Linked DNA regions of Homo sapiens: region 1 is linked to region 2. A link is a loop called in an ENCODE intact Hi-C map of the cell type or tissue named here. Cell type or tissue: HCT116. All regions are shown on one strand. Each heading gives the region's core, and the rest is flanking DNA. Links, peaks and the distances in the headings are about the cores only.

Region 1 (9,918 bases), core at 1,919-9,918, 450 kb after region 2:
AAGCATTTTTTTTTTAGGCTCCCACATATGAGAGTATGTGCTATTTGTTTTTCTGTGCCTGGCTTCTTTCACTTAACATCACAATATCCTCCAGTTCCATGTTGCAAATAACAGGATTTCATTCTTTTTTAGGGCTCAAGATGACATCATGTACACTTTCTTTATCCATTGATCCATGCATGGACTCTCAGGTTGATTATGTATCTTGGCTATTGTGCATACTGCTGCAATGCAGGTATCTCGATATACAGATCTTCTTACCTTTGGGTTTACAACCAGCAGTGAGAATGCTGGATTACACAGTAGTTCTTTTCTTCATTTTTTGAGGAAACTTCATACTCTTCTCCTTAGTAGCTTTAGTTATCTACACTCCCACCAACAGTGTACAAGTATTCTTTCTCCACATCCTCACCAGCATCCATTATTGCCTGTCTTTTGGATAAGTCATTTAAACTGGGGTGTGATAGCTCATTTAGTTTTGATTTGCATTTCCCTGGTGATTAGTGATGTTGAGCATTTTTTCATATACCTGTTGCCCGTTTTGATATCTTCTAAGAAACACCTATTCAGATCTTTTGCCTATTTTTAATTTTTTTTTGCTATTAAGCTCTTTATATATTCGTTTTTAATTCCTTGTCAGATGAGTAGTTTGCAAATATTTTTGCCCATTCTGTAGCATATTTCTTCACTTTGTTTCCTCTGCTGTGCAGCTTTTTAGCTTGATGTCATCTCATTTGCTCATTTTCACATTGGTTGTGTTTTTGAGGTCTTACAAGAAATCTTTGCCCAGCTTAAACTTTTGGTTTCCCCAATTTTCTCTTCATAATTTCAAGTCTTACATTTAAGTCTTTAATCTATTCTGATTTTTGTATATGGTGAGAGAGGGGTCTAATTTCATTCTTCTGCATTTGGATACTCAGTTCTGCCTGCACCATTTATTATAGAAGAGATTGTCCTTTCCCCAATGTATGTTCTTAGTGTCTTTGTCAAAAGAGTTGACTGTAAGTAAATACATGGATTTACTTCTGGGTTCTCTATTCTGTTCCCTTGGTCTGTGTCTTGTTTTTATGCTTCTATCATGCTGTTTTTGTTACTATAGCTTTGTAGTACATAATTTGAGGCCCAGTAATGTGATGCCTCTGGCTTTGCTATTTTTGCTCAGGATGGCTTTGGCTGTTCTGGGTCTTTTGTGGTTCCATACAAATTTTAGATTTTTTTTTCTCTATGTCAGTGAAGAATGTCACTGGTATTTTGGTAGCAATTGCATTGAATCTGTAGATTGCTTTGGGTAGTAAAGCTGATGGATTGAAACTGGGTTGGAAGAGAGTCAAGATTCTAAGCAACTATAGGGATGGATTTATCATTCTTAAGACAAGACTTGGGAAAAGTGGGGCAGGAAAGGGGGAAAGGTATGTTTTGTAGATGTAGATAAAAGAACTGGGAACAAATACTTGGAGGAAGCAAGGAGGCAGATTTTGCCATGTTGTAAGAAAGGCAGTTATGAAACAAATAGAGCCATCTCAAAATGGACAGGACATCCTTTTTGTCTATCACTAGAAGTAATCAACCTAGATTCATGTGTATCAGCTATGACAGAAGGAACTATGGGAATTGATTTATAAGGATTCCTCTAAAGATTTTACTCACGTTTTATCTTTCATTAATATTAAATACGAAAACATGGGTATAGTAGCTAGTATCAGGTATCAAATTACTTTCCATTATTTCTAAAAATTCTATTTTAAAAACTTCCGAGATTTAAATTCAAATCTGAAAATCTGTCCTACCCCCTTGAGTCAACATGAAAGTGACTCCAAGAACAGGGACTTTATTAGTCTCTTATGAGCTTTATTAGTGTTATTCCAATATTTAGGACATAGTAGGCACTCAATATGTGAATGACAGGTTATACGAACAAACTGAAGTTTATACTTACGTTTCAAGGTTTTTGATATTGCCAAATGGCCCCCTAAAAGTGATATACCAACTCATATTCTATTCACCAAAATATGACAGGATTTCCCCACAACTCTGCTAATAGCAAGATGTACATTATTTTTATTGTCAGTCAGCATTGTTTTTATTTGTATTTTTTGTAACCAATGGGGTTCAAGGTGTTTCATGTTTTGTTGGCCATTTGTATCTTTTTGTGAATCGAAATTTGGTATGTTTTGCCTATTTTTCAGTTGGTCTTTTCTTACCAATTGAAACAAATTCTTCATATACTTAAGACATTAAAAACACTGTCATATGTTGCAAATATTTTCCATTACCTTCTGCTGTACAAAAACTTAAACTATACAAAATTTCCTTTGTTTTTAGCTGTCATACTTTGCTAATCACAATTTCATTCACTCGATGTGTTACATTACTAATTATTTACATATAAGGAAATGTACTAAGTATTATGTGTGTGTGGGTACCAGATAAAAACCAGAATAACTGGACACATGGCTCTGAGGCAGTATGCAATAAGTGATTTAATAGTGGTAGTTTGCTCTAAGTGTTTTTATGAGAGAAAGGGTATCTTCTCCTTGAATGATTCAGATAGCCTTTAAAAAGTTAAAATCTGAATCAGGCCTTGAAGAAGAGTTAGGATTTGAAAGGGTGAAGGTGTAAGTAAACTGCACGAGCAGAAGTAGATAACAGAAAACACAAGGCATCTTCAAAGAATGGTGAATAATCCAGTTTGGGTTAAATAATGTAGGCAGAGTATTTATATAAATACGATTTGAACTGTATTCAAATAGTAGTATTTGCTGAACTGTTTTCTGAATAGTTTTCATTACGTGGCCTGTAGCTGGCTTCCTTAGTGCCAAAAGTTTACTCAGCATATTATAATCCTTGGAAAATGAAGCAGAAACTGCATGAAAAGAGATTTTTATTTTCACACTCCTTCAACACCTAAGGCTTTCTCACTTTGTGTTACAACTAAATTGGTTGACTAATGTCATGTAATCTGAGAAATACACTGTACTTCGTTCTAGTAGATATTTAAGGTCCCTTTAGGACTGAAACTTACAGAAATCAGATTCCAGGAATTATCCAATCTCATTTTGATTTCGGATAAACATTAATTTGCCTTATTCCTTAAATATGGTGAATTCATTATGAAGTCTTTGGCATACTTTTAAAGATGGAAGTACAATATTGCAATATTATACATATACTTTGTGTGCCATGGGTCATCTATGCACAGTAAGATGAAGCATGATATTAATGACATCTATTTAGTCACAAAGAAAATTTAAAATATCACCTGAATGTTCAGTTTTTCCCCCAAGTTTAATCAGACTTGAGAGTTTAAATTAAAAATAAATTGTGTTGTAGGTTCTAGTCACCCAATAACTTATCGGATCCAGGCTTAATTATTGTTTAATGTTGCAAATTTAGCGCAGAATAATTCTTTGAGTAAAGATCAAGAAATAATTAAATATGATTTGAAAAAGTACAAAGTCCAGGCCCGGCACGGTGGCTCACACCTATAATCCCAGCACTTTGGGAGGCCAAGGCGGGTGGATCACCTGAGGTCAGTCAGGAGTTTGAGACCAGCCTGGCCAAAATGGTAAAACCCTGTCTCCACTAAAAATAACAAAAAATTAGGCGGGTGTGGTGGCAGGTGCCTGTAATCCCAGCTACTCAGGAGGCTGAGGCAGGAGAATCACTTGAACCCGGGAGGTAGAGGTTGCAATGAGCCAAGATTGTGCCATTACAGTCCAGCCTGGGCAACAAGACCGAAACGCTGTCTCTTTAAAAAAAAAAAAAAAAAAAAAAAGTGCAAAGTCCTATGTATTCTTCAGAGTTGTTAGGAAAGAAAACAAATAAGGTTAGCTACATATTTAGCTAACCTTAGATTTAATAAACTATTAAGTTATTTAGGTCAAAAAGAATAACTAAATGGATGCTACAAATTTCAACCAGTATTTTCGATTTTTTGAGGTCTATCATCTGAACCCTCAGTGGCAAACAATACGAAAATTCAACATATTTTTATTTGTTAAATATATGAATATAATTAAATATATTCCTTCAGTAAACTGAACTGGACAAAACTAGAGAACAGACCTTTTCCATACTCATTTAACTTTAAAATGATATTACTTTGAATTCTACTACATACCATCTTAGATCCTGTTTTGAAATTCCATTCACATTACATTCGATTTACTAGAATGCCTTTTTTTTTCTTTTTTGAGATGGGGTCTCACTCTGTTGCTCAGCAGGAATGCAGTGGTACAATCACGACTCACTATACCCTTGAACTTCTGGGCTCAGGGGATCCTCTTGCCTCTGCAGCCTAATAATTTTTTTTTAATTTTTATTTTTTTGTAGAGTTGGGGATCTTGCCTTGCTAACCAGGCTGGTCTCAAACTTGTGGCTTCACGCAATCCCCACACCTCAGCCTTCCAAAGTGCTGGGATTACAGGTGTAAGCCACCATGCCTGATCTGGAATGCTTTCTAAAAATATGGCATTATAAACATAATACTAAAGAGAAAAAAAGGTTAAATTTCACTTCAAGAAATTATCAGTCTAATAGCATCAGTAAAAATGGCACTTTTAGTCATGGCATAAAATATACAATAAGGCTATTTTTCAATTATTGTTTTCAAGTTGGAAAATGCATTATGAAACACTCAAAAAGATGCTACTGGGTTTACTCATCAAGTGCTTTTGACACCATATAAATGACAGAGTAACACCACAGTTATGTGATTGGGACTCAAGAATCCTTAAATGTTAGGACTGAAAACAGGTATATGACTTATTTGTCCAGAATTTATATTTTTCTGTATCCCAATAAAATAATTAAGCCATGTGTATTGTGTAAAATTACAGTCTTTCAGTCTGTCCTATGTGCTTGCTCTCCTGGCTAGATATTAGCTAAAAATTAGCAAAAACAGCCATTTCCCCTATTATTCCCCAGCAAAGATGTGAAACCAAAACGCCTAACCTTTTCTGCCTGGTGGACTGCCCTCTACTGGACTATTTGAGGTATTCAGCCAGCAGGTCAATGTGACTAAAAAGGTAAACATAGAGATAAATGTAAACATTAAAAAAAAAGGAACCCTTTAGTATATTAACTTTTACCATGAAAACAATTTCAGTCATTTTGAGAACTGACAATGAAGATGTTTATACAGTCTTAGTCTCCTTTTCAACCTTGGAGGCAGATCTGCAGCAATAATAGTAACAAGTAGGAGCAATGGGTGTACTATCATGACCATCTTTTATGATGACTGGTGCATTAATACAAATCACATTTTTCTGAGTCCATTCATGCTATGGATGTTTTCTTATGCATAAACATAGAGTAGACACATACTAAATAGATCACATCTGTTAAGTCTCTTGCCACAAGCATCAAAACTTTTCAGAGCTGTCTCTTCCGTGAAAATCCATTTCATGTAGTAGCAAGTTGATTTTCTTTGTGGTTCATCCCCACGCCTGAGACTTGCAGTAATGTAAAACCAGTTTACCATCACTGCCAAAACACTACAAAAAAAAAAGGCAATAAATCAAACTCAATCTTTTATTATTCTTAGATGAAACTAAGAAGATAAATGCCACATGTATCATAAATATCCACACACGTATATTAAGTTACCTATGTTACAGGCTATCTCTTTCAAAGGATGCCTGTTTCTATCAGACACATATTAATAATCCTAAGTGTTTAATAAAATCTGTCCTTTAAGCATCTTAGGCATGAATGAGCTTATGTATTTTAATCTTGTCCTTTCTCTACATGTCCAACCACAATATATGTAATTTTAGCTGTTTTCTAGTAGTGGTGCTAGTATGTGTACTCTAATAACTATTACAATGACTCTGTAAGATGTTAAACAGTCATTCTTATGCTGTTTTCTCAATTTCTTGTAGGCAGATTTGGATAACAGATTATAAGAACAATGTAGAAGAAATCAAATGTAGATAAAGAAAAAGCCTTACTTTATGAGAATCATGAAGATGACTTTGAAATGTAATTTATTCCTTGGTTCTTCAATCATTGTATAATTTATTAATATCTTTCTATGATCAAGATGTTAGATAACAGAACAAGAAAGTCATCTTTTCTACCCCAGAAAATTAAGAATGGCATGCCATCTCTTGAAATAAAAATGTGAATTAACAATACTACACAATATACATATTATACAGATGTGCATACTCGATTAAGAAAAAAAAGCAGTAATTTCTTTCTTTTTTTTTTTTTTTTTTTTTTTTTTTTACCTCATAGAGAGTTCCAACTTCTTGGTCTGGGGAAGGAGCAAAGGACTGATTCACATAAATAAACTACAAGAAAGGAAGGAAAAACAGAGATGTTTAATGGTATCCTGATTAATCTGCATTTTTCTGCATTCCAATCAGCTAGCTATTTTGTATTGTTTTCACAATTGAAGAAAGCTTCTCTGAACTCCTAACTTTTCTAAATAGTCAATTTAAAGAGATCATTACGAAGATCTCATTTTTCCTCCAGAGGAATAAAAATAACACAATTCCAGTTCCTAGAACAGTGGTTCCTAACTTTGTATAACTAAGAAACTTTTAAATATTTTTTACAAATAGCTTTTGAAGAGCTGGCTATTCAAGAAATTACATTATCGTAAAAATGTCCCCACTTACCCACAAAGAATTTCTCCTAAGATAATTACACAGGCACACAGCCAAAAATCAATATGTCTAATATTCAAGGTAGTTTGTACACTTTCCTTGGGTAAATGTATGACATATATACTTAGGTTTTTTAATAAAGTCACTTACAGGCAAATGAAGCAGGAAAAAAAGTAACAATTAAAACCTTATAACCTTGCTCTTTAAAGGATTCACTGCTCAATGTTTCAGTTTAGTCTGTTTTTACTAAAATATTTCTAGTACTTAAAGTCACAGTGTTGAAGTGCCCTTTAATAATTTTCTTTTTGGAAAACAAAACTTTATTTGCAGGTAACATATTTAGTTTTCCTTTAATATCCAAATTTGGGACTAAAATGTCCTGGATTAAACTTAGTATTTAAAAAAAAAAGTATCAGAATAGTTGGTTGACAGATACTATTTTGATCACCAACCATGAACCATCAATATTGCTTGCATCTCTCTTAGCCAATATAGTGTGGTGATTAAGTGTATAGGCTCTGAGACACACCTGGGTTTGAATCCTGGCTTTACAAATAATCTCTCATCCTCTTTATTTGTAAGATATGGAAAATAATAGGACCTATACCTCTTGGGTCTGTTAGGAAAGACAAAATGAGATAATACACTAACTTTCAGTGCCTGGTATATGTACTCAATAGACGTTATTGTTAAATTATCTTTAAATAGTTCATGCTGAAATATCAATTTGTGGTTATGGCTGAGTAGAGTTCTGGCACAAAAATTTCAGAACTGTAACAGAAAACAATGTGCATTATAATGTGAATTTTTTGTAATACAGATATAATTTGTGTTCAGTGCCTGACAATTTATGAGCAAATCCAGATTTTACTCTTGTACATTATAAATGAGGGGAAGGGCTCTCAATAACAGCTTAGTTTATCAGTGTCTATGATGTGCTGAGAATTGTACATGGAACTATGAAGATTAATGTGATCTCTTCCCTCAATGAGCTTATAATCTGTAGGAGAGGCAGAGACACACATGAATAAATACGGGTGAGAAAAGTACATCTAATGAAGTATGTAGCGTACAGAAATGTACACTACTCTAGCCTAGCAAAAGGGTCAGTGATGGCTTTGTGGGAAATAAGAAATAAGCAGGATTTAACCAGGTGAAGAAAGCAGTAATCAGGACTTCACAGGCAAAGGAGACAAAGAGTAAGATGGTGTTGTGTTCACAGAAAACAGCAGACTCGATGGAGCAGAGAACCAACCAAAGGCATTCAATGTGATTTTGTAACAGGTGTTAACTGGAAATTTTAAAAAAGCAATTCAGTTAGTTCAAAAGACAGAAAGACATAAATCTGTTTGCATACTATAAAGCTCTATATAAGTAACAGGTTAACATCATCAATTCCACTGCAGAATCGCTAAGTGGCGTATAATTTGTTACTTTAAAGTACATGTAGTTACTCCAGGTTTGTGAAAGTAAAATTCCATGGAAGTATTATTTCCAAACTGCAAGAACTTGGGCAGACAAAATTAGTTAGTTTTATTAATTACTTTGCCTTTAAATCAGCTTTTTTTTCTTTCTGCTTTTAAATCAGCAGTCTTTAAATTGATGTCTCTAGTTATTCTGGTTATAAAGCTCTCTGTCTAGTGGATTCCTCATGGTTCACTGGAATAGCATTTTCTGCTAATAGTCTGTGCCCCGATTAAGTCAGTTATGCAGGATATGAAAGCCTTATTTCACACTTTTTCCTTAAGCATCTTTGCTGTCAAAGTTTGACGACAGCCTAACTTTCTAAGTCATGCCCTCTTTCCCGTCCCCTACATTTCCAAATGATTTCAAGTCCAGTAATTTTAACAGAATGCATCCTGATGTTCATTATTCTGGGTTGATACTCTCAGGTACTTCAGATGTTTTTTCAATATGTAGTTTCAAATCTCTTACCTTAAATGACATTTTTACAGTATTTTTTCTGTTCCCTTGCTCTGGTTTTCTTCACAGACTCTTGTCCAAAGGTTGACTCACTTTTTAAATTTTTTTCATCTTCTATTTTTCTTAACATATTATCCGTTGTTTATGTTCCTCCTACTTTAGTCTCCATTTCTGAAATAATTTTCTTTTATTTCTAATTCTTTTCCTGAGCTTCATTTCTTAGTTTTACTAATGCTGATCGTTTTTCTTTCATGTCTTATACCATCTTATTGTTTTTAGCTCATTTTGAAATACAAGGTTACAATTTTCGACTTGTCTTATAGGTGTATATTTCTGGCTTGATTTCATCGTCTCTAGGGATGCTGTTCTTTTCCGCATCTCGTTTTTCTTGTAACACTGTACGGGATTTGACCTTGTTATTCCTGTTATTGTTTTTATGTGAAATTAGTTTTCCTCAACTTTTAGAATGAGGTGAATTAGGGTAGTTTTTCTAACTTCACAGAGCTCCCCTTGTTGTTTTTTGTATACTATTCAAAACGATGGAGGCCTGCTTTGAGCTTTCCAGGCTCTGTTCCCCACCATTTTGATCTGGTCTTTCTCTTTCCTTCCTTTCTCATGTCCCTACCCTTTTCAATTTTCATTTCACTTCCTGAAATTTCTCCTCAGTATGGGGTCCCAGAGCCCTCCTGGGTCCATTTTGAGATTGTTTGAGCCCTTCAAGTCCTTAGTGCAAATGTATTGTCATCACGTGCTACAGAAGAGGGCAAAACTCCTTAGTCAGCTTCTATTCTTAAATTGGCTCACTTTACTTCCCGGTCAGGATCTATTAGCGTTTTTGAGGTTCTACTTTTCTCAGTGCCGTCAGATGCCAACCCTGTTTCTTACTGCTTCTTTCAGCACAGATGCTGATACCATGCAGGTCCTGTGGTTGCTGGTGGTTTGTCCCCACCAACATGTGTTTTGGGGCTCATGGGGATACCTTATCACCTAGTTTTGTTACAAATACTAATCAGGGGTTTTTGGTTTTGCTATCTAGTTGACTAAGTTTTGTGAGAATTTCAGAGAGATTCACGTGTACCTTCTGATTCCACCATCTTCCCAGAATTCCTAGCATTACTTTTTTTCCTTTAACATCCATTTTGCTAGATAAAATTCAGGAGGTATCAGTTTTAGTTTAATCTAGGAAAATGACAAAATAATTCTTATGTTTCCTATTGCTTAAATGGGAAAGGATAATCATATTCACTACAGAGGATTTAATTTAACCCTTATGAAATTGTTTTCATAGGGTAAAATGGCTGAATGATGGCAATTTTATATGGTTCAACCTACTATGTATTGGTATCAATCAAGTCCTTTCAGGTTACTGAATGAATACAGG
Region 2 (10,067 bases), core at 1,419-9,418:
CACACATGCATTTTTGCAGAATTTAGCGCAGATGGTTATCTCTTCTGGCTGAATCACTCAGTGTCACCAGGGCTTTCAGGTGCTTCCCCTTACCATTTGACCTGAGCCCGTCATCTGCATGCCTGTCTGCTTCCCAGCCATGGGCTGAAGGGGCCTGAGCACATACACATCTATGAGGGATATCTTGATATATTTTTTTCAGGAAAAAAAGTACGCATAATTCGTAAGGCTGAGTTCTGCTTCCTTGTTCAATGATTTCCTAGGGATCTATCTTCTGTATCTGCACTTGGGTATCTCTCATCAATTTGCTTAAGACTGCAGGTTACAAGAAGAGATTGCAGCTCCACTTATTCCAACACTCCCCTGCCCTCCTCTTTGAGAACTTAACATTTAAAAATCGGTTTTGTTTTGTTAATAGCTATAATATTCACACGGTTTAAAATTCAAAAGGTACAAAAGAATATACAGTGAAAATTTTCCCTTCTTCCCCCGACTCCCAACTATCCAATTCCCTTTCAGAAGCAACCAATGTTATCATTTTCTTGGGTGTTTTTCAGAGGTACCACGTAGATATATGTAGTCTCTCCCTTGATTTTTAGCAACTGACTTAAGTACACTATATGTAAAGTTCTATTTCATGTTTTTGTATTTGACGTTGTGTATACACTTTATGCAGGAACCGTCTATCTGGGAAGGTTGGCTCTTTTTTGACAGCTTCAGGAGATGCCCACAGGGACTAGGGATGGAAAATAGACTGTCTGCCAACCGTAAAGAAAAGTGCAGTCAACTCTTCCATATGTGGGGAGACGGATCTCACAGCCAGGGGATCACCCTTACATCCTCCTCAGGGTTTAAGATCACACGGTAACTTCCCAATGCCAAACCTAGCACTGGCCACCTGGTAGGTCTCAATAGATGTCTGCCAATCGGTGGATAAGAAAAAAATGTTGGACCTACTCAATTCACAATAAACATGTTGCAGAACCAGTAAAAGCTGTTTAGAATCCATTAAAAGATTTTTGTTATGAAACCAATTTAGCCGTATCTTTTTCCTGAACCAAGAGTACCCTCTGCACCCCTCAACCCCCACAAATGTACTAGCCTTGGGGAAAAGACTGGGTGAAAGTGTTACCACAGGCAGCAGAGGGCAGCTGTCATCCAAGCAGAGTGTAAACTGGAGTCCCAGGTAGGTGGCAAGGGAATGGGAGAAGCAATCAAGCACCAGGTCTGATGGGCAAAGGTGAGGCCAGAGACTGCAGGCCAGGCAATAGCTAAGATGCTTAGAAGGTCAACAGCTAGGGGAAGAGCAGCAAATAGGGCAAGATGAGATGCTCAGGTGATAGGTCAGGAACCAAGGCAGGGAGCTGAGAAGTTTGTTCCTATTGGCTATCTAGCCGGGGAAGAATTTGGCCAGCTCTCAGTAGGTGTACAAGCCAAGTGATAGGTGGTGTAGTCCTTTAAGATCTTTGTTTTGGCAAACCATACCTTTTTAAAGGTGACTGTACACTTGGTGTGTTGCTCAAGTCCCTCCTAGGACTCCCACTTGAAATCAGTCCATTTATCAGCCATCCAAGAAAATAAGTATCACACTTTATAGTTAAATTCTACACACTGCAGGATCAAGAACTCGATTACATATTTTTTCTACTTTTGAAAAGTAATAAGACAGCTAGAACAAAAATAACAAAAACACTTTGATACAAAAGACCTTAGAAGATACGGGTCATGTTTGTTTGTGACTGTAAACTGCTTAGCTGAAAGTGATTGACACTTTATTTGAAGGCTTAAAATGAAATCCTTCAGACTAGTTTCACTGTTCTGCTATCAGAATCAGATTGAAACACCAGGTAGGCCATATTCAAGCCCAGGGTTTCTGTCACAAGGCCTGGAGATGGCGTGTGGGTCTGAGATCCCCAGGCAAAGCATTTCCCAACATTTCCCTTCCTGAGGAGTACTGCCTGTTGCTCCATTTTAAGATGTCTTGGGGATGGCATAAAATGAGGGCTACTTCAATGGGAGAAGCCTATTGACTCTGAATCCAGACAAGGAGAAGACTCAAATGACCAGAGGTAGCTCCTAAGCTTATGCTTTTGTGAGAAAGTAGCATGAAGTCTAGAATCAGATACTAGGCACATATTCACAAGATAGCTTCTGGACATATATTGGGCTCAGCTGCTTACATCTTCTAAACCTGAAGAAATACATGGTGATAACGAAACAATGAGATCCCAACAGATCCCAAAGCTCTTCTAAATTGCCAAAGAAAGAATAAATTAATAGCTTCAATGTTAATGCATTTCATTGAATTCCAGTTCTTTGAAAGTTGGTAACCAGCTCTTTGAAAGTTGGTAACCTGAGTATGAACGTAGGAAACAGCTTGGTAAAATAGAACATACCAGTTTCCTCTCACTGCCAACTAAATTAGAGTATACCAAAACTAGAAATGCATGAATAAATCACTATGGCCAAAGTGGAGATATTCTCTTCCACTGTAGAATATTAAGCTCATATCTAAGAAGTATCTTTATTGATTGATTGATTTATTTATTTTTTGAGGCAGAGTCTCACTCTGTTGCCCAGGCTGGAGTGCAGTGGTGTGATCTTGGCTCACTGCAACCTCCAGTTCCCAGGTTCAAGTGATTCTCCTGCCTCAGCCTCCCGAGCAGGTGGGATTACAGGTGTGTGCAACCACACCCAGCTAATTTTTGTGTTTTTATTAGAGAGGGGGTTTCACCATGTTGGCCAGGCTGGCCTTGAACTCCTGACCTCAGGTGATCTACCCACCTCGGCCTCCCAAAGTGCTGGGATTACAAGCGTGAGCCACCAGGCCCAGCCTGAAATATCTTCATAGTTTGTAAATCTAGCATTGTCCCTCTCTGTGACAAACTGTTGTGACATATGAAGTCTTGTGCCAGAGTGGACAAAGGTTAAGCCTTATTATAGAACAGCTGAGGTTACATGGATGACGTCAAAAGTCCTTATATTTAGAAACCTTCTCAAATTGCCTTGTGTATTGTCAGCCCTCTCAATCTGTCACTACTGGCAGCCACCAGTGGATCTGGCGTAAGAAGCCTGTGGTTTTGTGTCCCTCCCACAGGCCCACAAACTTTGGACTTTTGGTTCTCTTGCTGACTCCCTGACCCCGTTCCTGAACCCAAGAAATTCACTCCCATGGTGGCTGGCACTGCACCCCCACACCCCTCCCTATGTTCCCTTAGGTGTCTGCTTTCAGGTAGCACTGAAACAGTCATAGCTATTTTTTAAAATGTAACTCTCCTAGAATTTAGCCATGCTATGCTATCTTGCTATTTTGAAAGCTGAATCTATTCAATATATATTTTCAAATATACATTTGTCTGCTCTATATTCTTTTACCTCTACCTGCTACCTATTGCTTCAGATCTCCTGCATCAGACAAATTAAGAAACACCAGATTAAGATGACCATAAAGAGGAGTGTTTGTGGGGATGTAGCAGAAGGCAAAGACCAAATGTCTCACCGTCATTGTCATCTTCATCCTAAAGAAAAGGAACTAAGATTGATAGTGCCGGGGCCTGTTCCAGGCTCTTTTTTTTTTTTTTCTGAGACAGAGTCTCGCTCTGTCGCCCAGGCTGGATTGCAGTGGCAAGATCTCGGCTCACTGCAATGCAAGCTCCGCCTCCCGGGTTCACGCCATTCTCCTACCTCAGCCTCTCCGAGTAGCTGGGACTACAGGCGCCCGCCACCGCCCCCAGCTAATTTTTTGTGTTTTTAGTAGAGACGGGGTTTCACCGTGGTCTCGATCTCCTGACCTCGTGATCCGCCCACCTCGGCCTCCCAAAGTGATGGGATTACAGGCGTAAGCTACCGTTCCAGGCTCTTTGTGGGCATCACCTCACTGAATCTTTTTAGGAGGGAGCAGCTATTATGATGCCCATTGTATAGAGGAGGAAACTGAGGCTTTAGGCGATTGACTGATCTGTCCAATAACACACATCTAGAAAGCGTCAGAGAGAGGATTGCAATCTAAGTCTGTCTGACTCCAGAACCTGGCCTCTTAACCACTAAACAATTATGCCTCTCATTATGGCTGGTCAAACTTTAGCAAAGACTACTTAAAGGCCCTTACAAGGGCAATCCCATAATCAGACCGGAAGTACAACTAAAGCTTTCTTAATCCAGCCACATGTACAGAAGATGATTGAAAGGTTGTATGTAAATCAGTTTTTGAAAATCAAATCCTATTCTAAATTCACCAAGGGAGCGTGCTTCATTTCTTCACAAAAAGAAAAAAGTAATACTATTGTACACAATCAGTTCCAATAGATTTATTTGCCAAGCTTAGCATTTTATATGTATGACTACCTTAGAGTTGGGATAATCTGTGGTCCCCCGTCCTCCCTTAGCACAAATTCACTCACTCATGACGATGAAGGTAATTTGTGATCCAGACAGAAGAGGGAGAAAGAGCCACATCCCTATCCACCAAGTCAGAAATTGTTGGCCAGAGGGTAGGATGGCAGAAATTAATGCTCTTTTCAGAGGGAGAAGAGGAAGCCTGAAATATGCATGAAAGTTACTTGCATGGATGGCTGATAAATTCCTCAGTTAGCCTACTACTTATTGCTCAGCCCCAGCAGTAAAATGAAAGTAACAGCACTATGAGTCAGCTACACTTCTTGAAGCTATTTGAAACCCTCTGAGGAAAACAACAGAGTCAATAAATATCATCACATGATGCGTCATGTAGCTTCTCCTGCAGATGAAATTAGTTGTATGTAGCTAGACTCTTATCATAATTCTACTAGCATTGTGATGGATCTGGAAGGAAGGGCCTTCAGCCCCAGAATTTGCTGTTAGCAGACAGCATCTGTGGGCACCTTCAGGAAATGCCTTAGATGCAGAAAGCCACCTTGCCTAAGATTATGTCCTTTCCAGAAGACGCCCACATCCAGTGACTGACAGAGGAAGGGTTGGTTATAAAGGCCCAGCCACAGTGGCCTAACCTGGGACAACTCTGACAGGGCATTTAGATCCAGAGCTCCCACAGGGTCCACTGAGGCTGTGGACCTGCCTGATCATTCAACTCCTCCCTCTGCTCCTTCTTCACTTCTCCACAGGTGTTGATCCCAGAGACAATCCCTAATAAACACTTTTTACACTCGACTCCACCTCAGAGTCTACTTCCCAGAAAACCCAGCCTGCAATAAGAATCTATACAAACTATTGAAAATGAAAGTTATATTAAGGGGAAAGGTCTTCCATTTATCATGTATAAAATCTGGGAAGCCAGACTAAAACTAAGCTGAGAATTTGCCCCTGTAGTTTTTGTTTTCATGGCATTAATATTAGCAAGAATGACTGCTTATTACTATTTTAAAGGTACAAATCCATATAATTTATTTATCAGCTCATTTTTCTTCTATGGAAAATTCACCTGTGATAAAATTATTTGGATCCCCTTTTCCTCCATTACATGTGTGGTAGATTGCAAAGATGACTACAGTGTAATAACTCCCTGCATCTGTGCCCCTAGTAATGTGACCCTGCAACTCTTTCCATCAAGCGGTAGGCTGGCCCTGAATCTGGGCTGGCTTTGTGACTTGACCAATAGAATGTGGTGGAAATAATATTGTGCTAGTTCCAAGGTAAGACTTGTGGAGGTCTTGAACACTTCTGCTCTCTCTCTAGTGTCCCAGCCAGCCCCAGTGTGGAAAAGCCTGGGCTAGCCTGCTGGAAGGTGAGGAGACCACATGAAGAAACAACAAGTTGACCAAGAGGCCACCCTATGGGTCCCAGTCAACCCGGCAGACCCATAATTGAGCCTAGTCAAGACCAGAACTGCCCAGTTAGGCTCAGTCGAAATTGCTGATCTGCAAAATTGCTAGCTACATAAATAGTGGATGTTTTAAGCCACAAGTTTTAGGGTAGTTTATCTTGCAGCACAAACTATCTGATAGAGTAGCTAGTGGTTATTTCCAAGACTGATTCTGGAAGAATGAATATTTGAGCAAATTGGTTCACTTCCAAAAACTAAGAATTGATATTGTTTTCCACTCCCATCTTCCATTTTCCAATTTCCAAGGCAGGGATCTGAGTAGATATTGAGTAGATGGATATGGAGTAGATATTGATACTGAGTAGATGGGAAGAAATCCAGAAAAATTCCACATAGGTACAGTTAAAATTTCACTTTAAAAATGGCTCAAGAAAAGACTGTATAGTCTAAGAGGTGGACTTCCAGGCAAACATATAGAATGAGATGTGTGATCAAGTTGGGAGTTTGTGAACCATGATCTTGAAAGTCCCTGTATTGTCCACTGTTTAATGTTATGCTGTTTTATGGGCACAAAAGTGGGGAATTGCAGTTGACTTCCTTAGAGAACCCTTAGGAATCCAGCACTCTCTTCCTGCCTGCTATAAATTACAGCTAGTGAAGAAAGAAAGAATATGTCTATTTTTCCAGTAACAGAATAAATAATATTATGAATTAAAAAAATTATTTCAGGTAGAGCATGACTAGTTTTTCTTATACCTTGTGCTAAAAGATTGCTGGCACTGTTGCCATTTCCTAGAAAAAAAGTCACTCTGGTCTCTGGCCCAGGTCCTGACATAAACCTAGTTCCTTTTCTTCTGCTGTGATCAGTCCAGATAAATTTGCACAGAGCAGCTGTTTCTACCTGCTGCTTTCATGCTGACGAGGTATGCATTCCTCTGATCTAGTGCCTGTGGCGGTTTGATTAGTCATAATTAGACCTCAGAAATCAGACTCTTTTCATCTCAATCTCCAAAGCAAAATTTTCTATAAATTCAACATCAGTTTATGTAGGACCTTAAAGTTAAAACAACAACAACAACAAAAAACTCCAAAGAAATCTTTTGACTTCCTGATACCTTTTACTTCTCTAATCTAAATGCTTAGGAAGCATCAGGATTAATTAGGCTAGTTCCTGCTACTCAGCAGCCGGAAGAAGCCGAAAGAGGTGGAGTTTTGACCTGCCTCTGAACCTTCTACATGGGCAGCTGGCCCTGGGCAGGTGTACATAATTAACAGGTGTGAGCTGGCAGGGTACTCGGAAGGTCCTGTTAGCAGTTCCCATGCAATCTTCTGAAAGTAGGGTCTTGAGCTGTCAATGATTTTCTTATATTTGCATGAGTCAATGCACATGATCACACGTCATTTGCCATGCCAGAGTTGTCTCTCAGAGAGTTCACGATATGGACGGTGGTGGCCTAACATTCACCAGCATCTAGACTGCTACCAAGAACTGAAACATATCATTTCTCTTCTTAATAAACTCCCTTTAGGTATTTTCTAGTCCACCCGGCTCAAGCAAGTTCACACATCGACAAATATAGGGCTGTTGGTGGAGTGGGTAGGGGCTGGCTGGGGTGGAGGTACAGCATGGTAGCATACTCCCATGACATATTTGCACTCCCCTCGAACTTTGTGTAGAGATGAACATCTGATCAAAATGAATACAAAATCTATCTAATGATCCTGTAGAAACCACGCCTATTAATTAATCCACTGTTGACAATGTCAGGTGACACGTTATAACAACGCCATTGTGTTTCTGAGCTTTATTTGTTATATACCTTAAAATAAGACAGTTTCTACAATTATAACTTTAAACAGGTGTTCAATATTTTGAAGCTAATAAAGTATGGACAAGTGCTTATAAGGACCTTTTACATTTCTGGAGGTTTTTATAGTAAGTAAATAATTTTATGCAGCTTGTGCATTTATATAATTAAAAGTTTTTTTGATAGGTGCAGCAAACCACCATGGCATGTGTATACCTATGTAAGAAACCTGCACATTCTGCACATGTATCCCAGAACTTAAAGTATAATTTTTTAAAAAAGTTTTTAAGTTTTAAGAAGTGTAAAAAACAGTATTTAAGAAACATTAATGCAAGATAATAGATCTTTATGTGAAACAAAACTATACAACATGAAGAAAGAAACAAGAATTTTTAAAAATCTCAAGAGTAGATATAACACAATAAAAAACAATCTCTGGATGTGAATAATCAATACGCTATCATCAAACAGAGAAACTTAAGAGCTATATGGTATAAATAGGAGTACTTCAAAGGAAGACTTTGGGGACAAGAATCATGTATAATAATATTTTATTAGTAAGTTAAAATTTTCTAAAACAGTGGATATAATTCTGGGAAAAGCTAAAGTAAATGCATAAAATTCTCAGGGTTTCCAGGCACCTGTGTAAGGGTGTGCATGTTTTAGCAGCAACTACTGGCGTTTCCTCTTTCTCTTAGTAGCTGAGTCATTGGCCAGTCAGGAACCTCACTACGGAGGTTCTTAATTAACTGCAGCTGTGTTTAAATATTTTGCTCTCAAACAATAACAATAATAGAAGCAACAATTTAAAAATAGTATTCATACGCAAGCTTTATTGAGAGCTGACTATCTACTGGGCTCTGTTCCAACCACTTTATATGTAATACAGCATTGATCCTCACTAGAATGAAGAAGTGGGGACTATTATTGTCCTCATTTTACAAAGGATCTAAGATAGTTACTATTCTTGAGCTCAGATTAACTTTTACCACTTTTCAAATGTCAGAGTGGTGTATGGTAATAAGAAGCGTAGGCCAGTGCAGTGGCTCACGCCTGTAATCCCAGCACTTTGGGAGGCCAAGGCTGGCAGATCACTTGAAGTCAGGAGTTTGAGATCAGCCCAGCCAACAGGATGAAACCTCGTCTTACTAAAAATATAAAAATTAGCCCAGCTACCCAGGAGGTTGTGGTAGGAGAATTGTTTGAACCTGGGAAGTGGAGGTTGCAGTGAGCCAAGATTGCACTAATGCACTCCAGCCTGAGCAATAGTGTGAGAATCCATCTCAAAAAAAAAAAAAAAAAAAAGTGTAAAACTGTACCAAAGGCCTGGGGTGCCCAGGGACAGAGTTTTCTAGCTAGCTCAGGAAGCACACTGGGCTATGACGCATTACAGTCTTCTGCTTCCATTTCCAGTATTTCCAAAGGCAGCCTGTGGGCTGCCTTACTGCCCTGGACTCCTGGAAATAGAGCTAGAGTCACAAGGATTTATGGCCAATAGTGGGCATTACCTTTAATCCAAGCTACTTAGGGAAATAAATCCCTAAGTAGTACTGAACAATCCCATTAACTAGGCAAGGAAGTTCATTGGTTAAGAAAAAAAAATAAGGCATGCTTTAGAATCAGGTCTTCGTTCAAATCTTATATCTATTACTCATTAGATGAGATTATAGGCATCCAATCTTAACATCTTTTTTTCTCCCACACTGCAAAAAGGCAAACAGAATTAGGTTTTACCTGCAGCAGGAAGAATTCAAGCGAAAAATTAACAGACGCAGGTTTTCCTGAGTCAGCATTTCTAACACCTAGGAGGGTTTGCCAGAAAGGTTACAGAATTCTCTTTTCCATAAACCTTCAAAACCATGACAGAGCATCATTAAGAAGAGGGGTTTCACTGAGTGCAACCCTGGTGGTCTGTGAAGGACTTACAGATGGTCCCTTTGGTCTCTTGATACCAATATTAACCTATTATATTTGCCTAAAAGATAATTTTCACTTCATGTAATTACTGTCTTGTTTGCCTCTACTTACATTCCAAACTTTATTAAAATACATTAGAAAATGAAGATACCTTCATTTGAAATTATTGGCTACTTCTGTTTCAAGATAACAGAAAGCCCCCAATCAAACCTAAGATGTATGTGAAACTCTTTATTAGTGTGTGAAATGTATCAAAACCAGTCGATTACTTCCACGAATTAATGAATAATTAAGCAGAGAAACAGATGCAAAATGAGAAATGGTTACATTAAATGAAGAACTTCTTGTGCCTGAGAACAAAATTTGATCAGTTTAGGTCTAGTCTATTTTTTGTGGCAGCCTGAAAATGCAGAGAGACAGGTAAACAAATATAGAGAGTACAACAATGAATTGTAGGCACTGGTGATGAGAGAGCCAGCTAGAGTAAGCAAATGAGGTAGGCAGCTGCCAGGTCTACCTGGGGCCATTGCTGGAGAAAATCAGTTTGGTGCTTCTGCTCCATGGCAGGCCAGAGGCAGGAAGGA

Evidence for each region. Hi-C counts contacts between places; a loop is a spot of excess contacts. Peaks named below come from ENCODE experiments on the same cell type or tissue, not always from the same donor. Only the 100,000 strongest peaks of a DNase experiment are listed, where the experiment ranks them.
Region 1: a loop joins it to region 2, with 3 times the contacts of the local background. A loop is called at or near these places in 3 of 110 quality-filtered maps.

The regions. Positions count from the first base shown.
Region 1 is chr5:115,826,369-115,836,286 of GRCh38, forward strand. It overlaps ATG12 (autophagy related 12), which reads right to left. Exons shown (of 4, transcript NM_004707.4): 3 at 6,234-6,296; 4 at 1,832-5,495. The coding sequence ends at 5,436. It overlaps LOC124901049 (a long non-coding RNA gene), which reads left to right. Exons shown (of 2, transcript XR_007058908.1): 2 at 5,883-6,514. Among named protein-coding and RNA genes, the nearest start is that of ATG12, 10 kb to the right of the region's middle. In HCT116, for the core only: a CTCF peak has its summit at 4,975 (motif pointing left); no DNase peak of the experiment used is centred there.
Region 2 is chr5:115,373,108-115,383,174 of GRCh38, forward strand. No RefSeq gene overlaps it. Among named protein-coding and RNA genes, the nearest start is that of CCDC112, 81 kb to the left of the region's middle. RefSeq lists an enhancer at 4,769-4,848. In HCT116, for the core only: a CTCF peak has its summit at 4,431; DNase peaks (open chromatin) are centred at 4,654, 6,684 and 7,054; H3K4me3 peaks cover 1,428 bases; H3K27ac peaks cover 1,348 bases.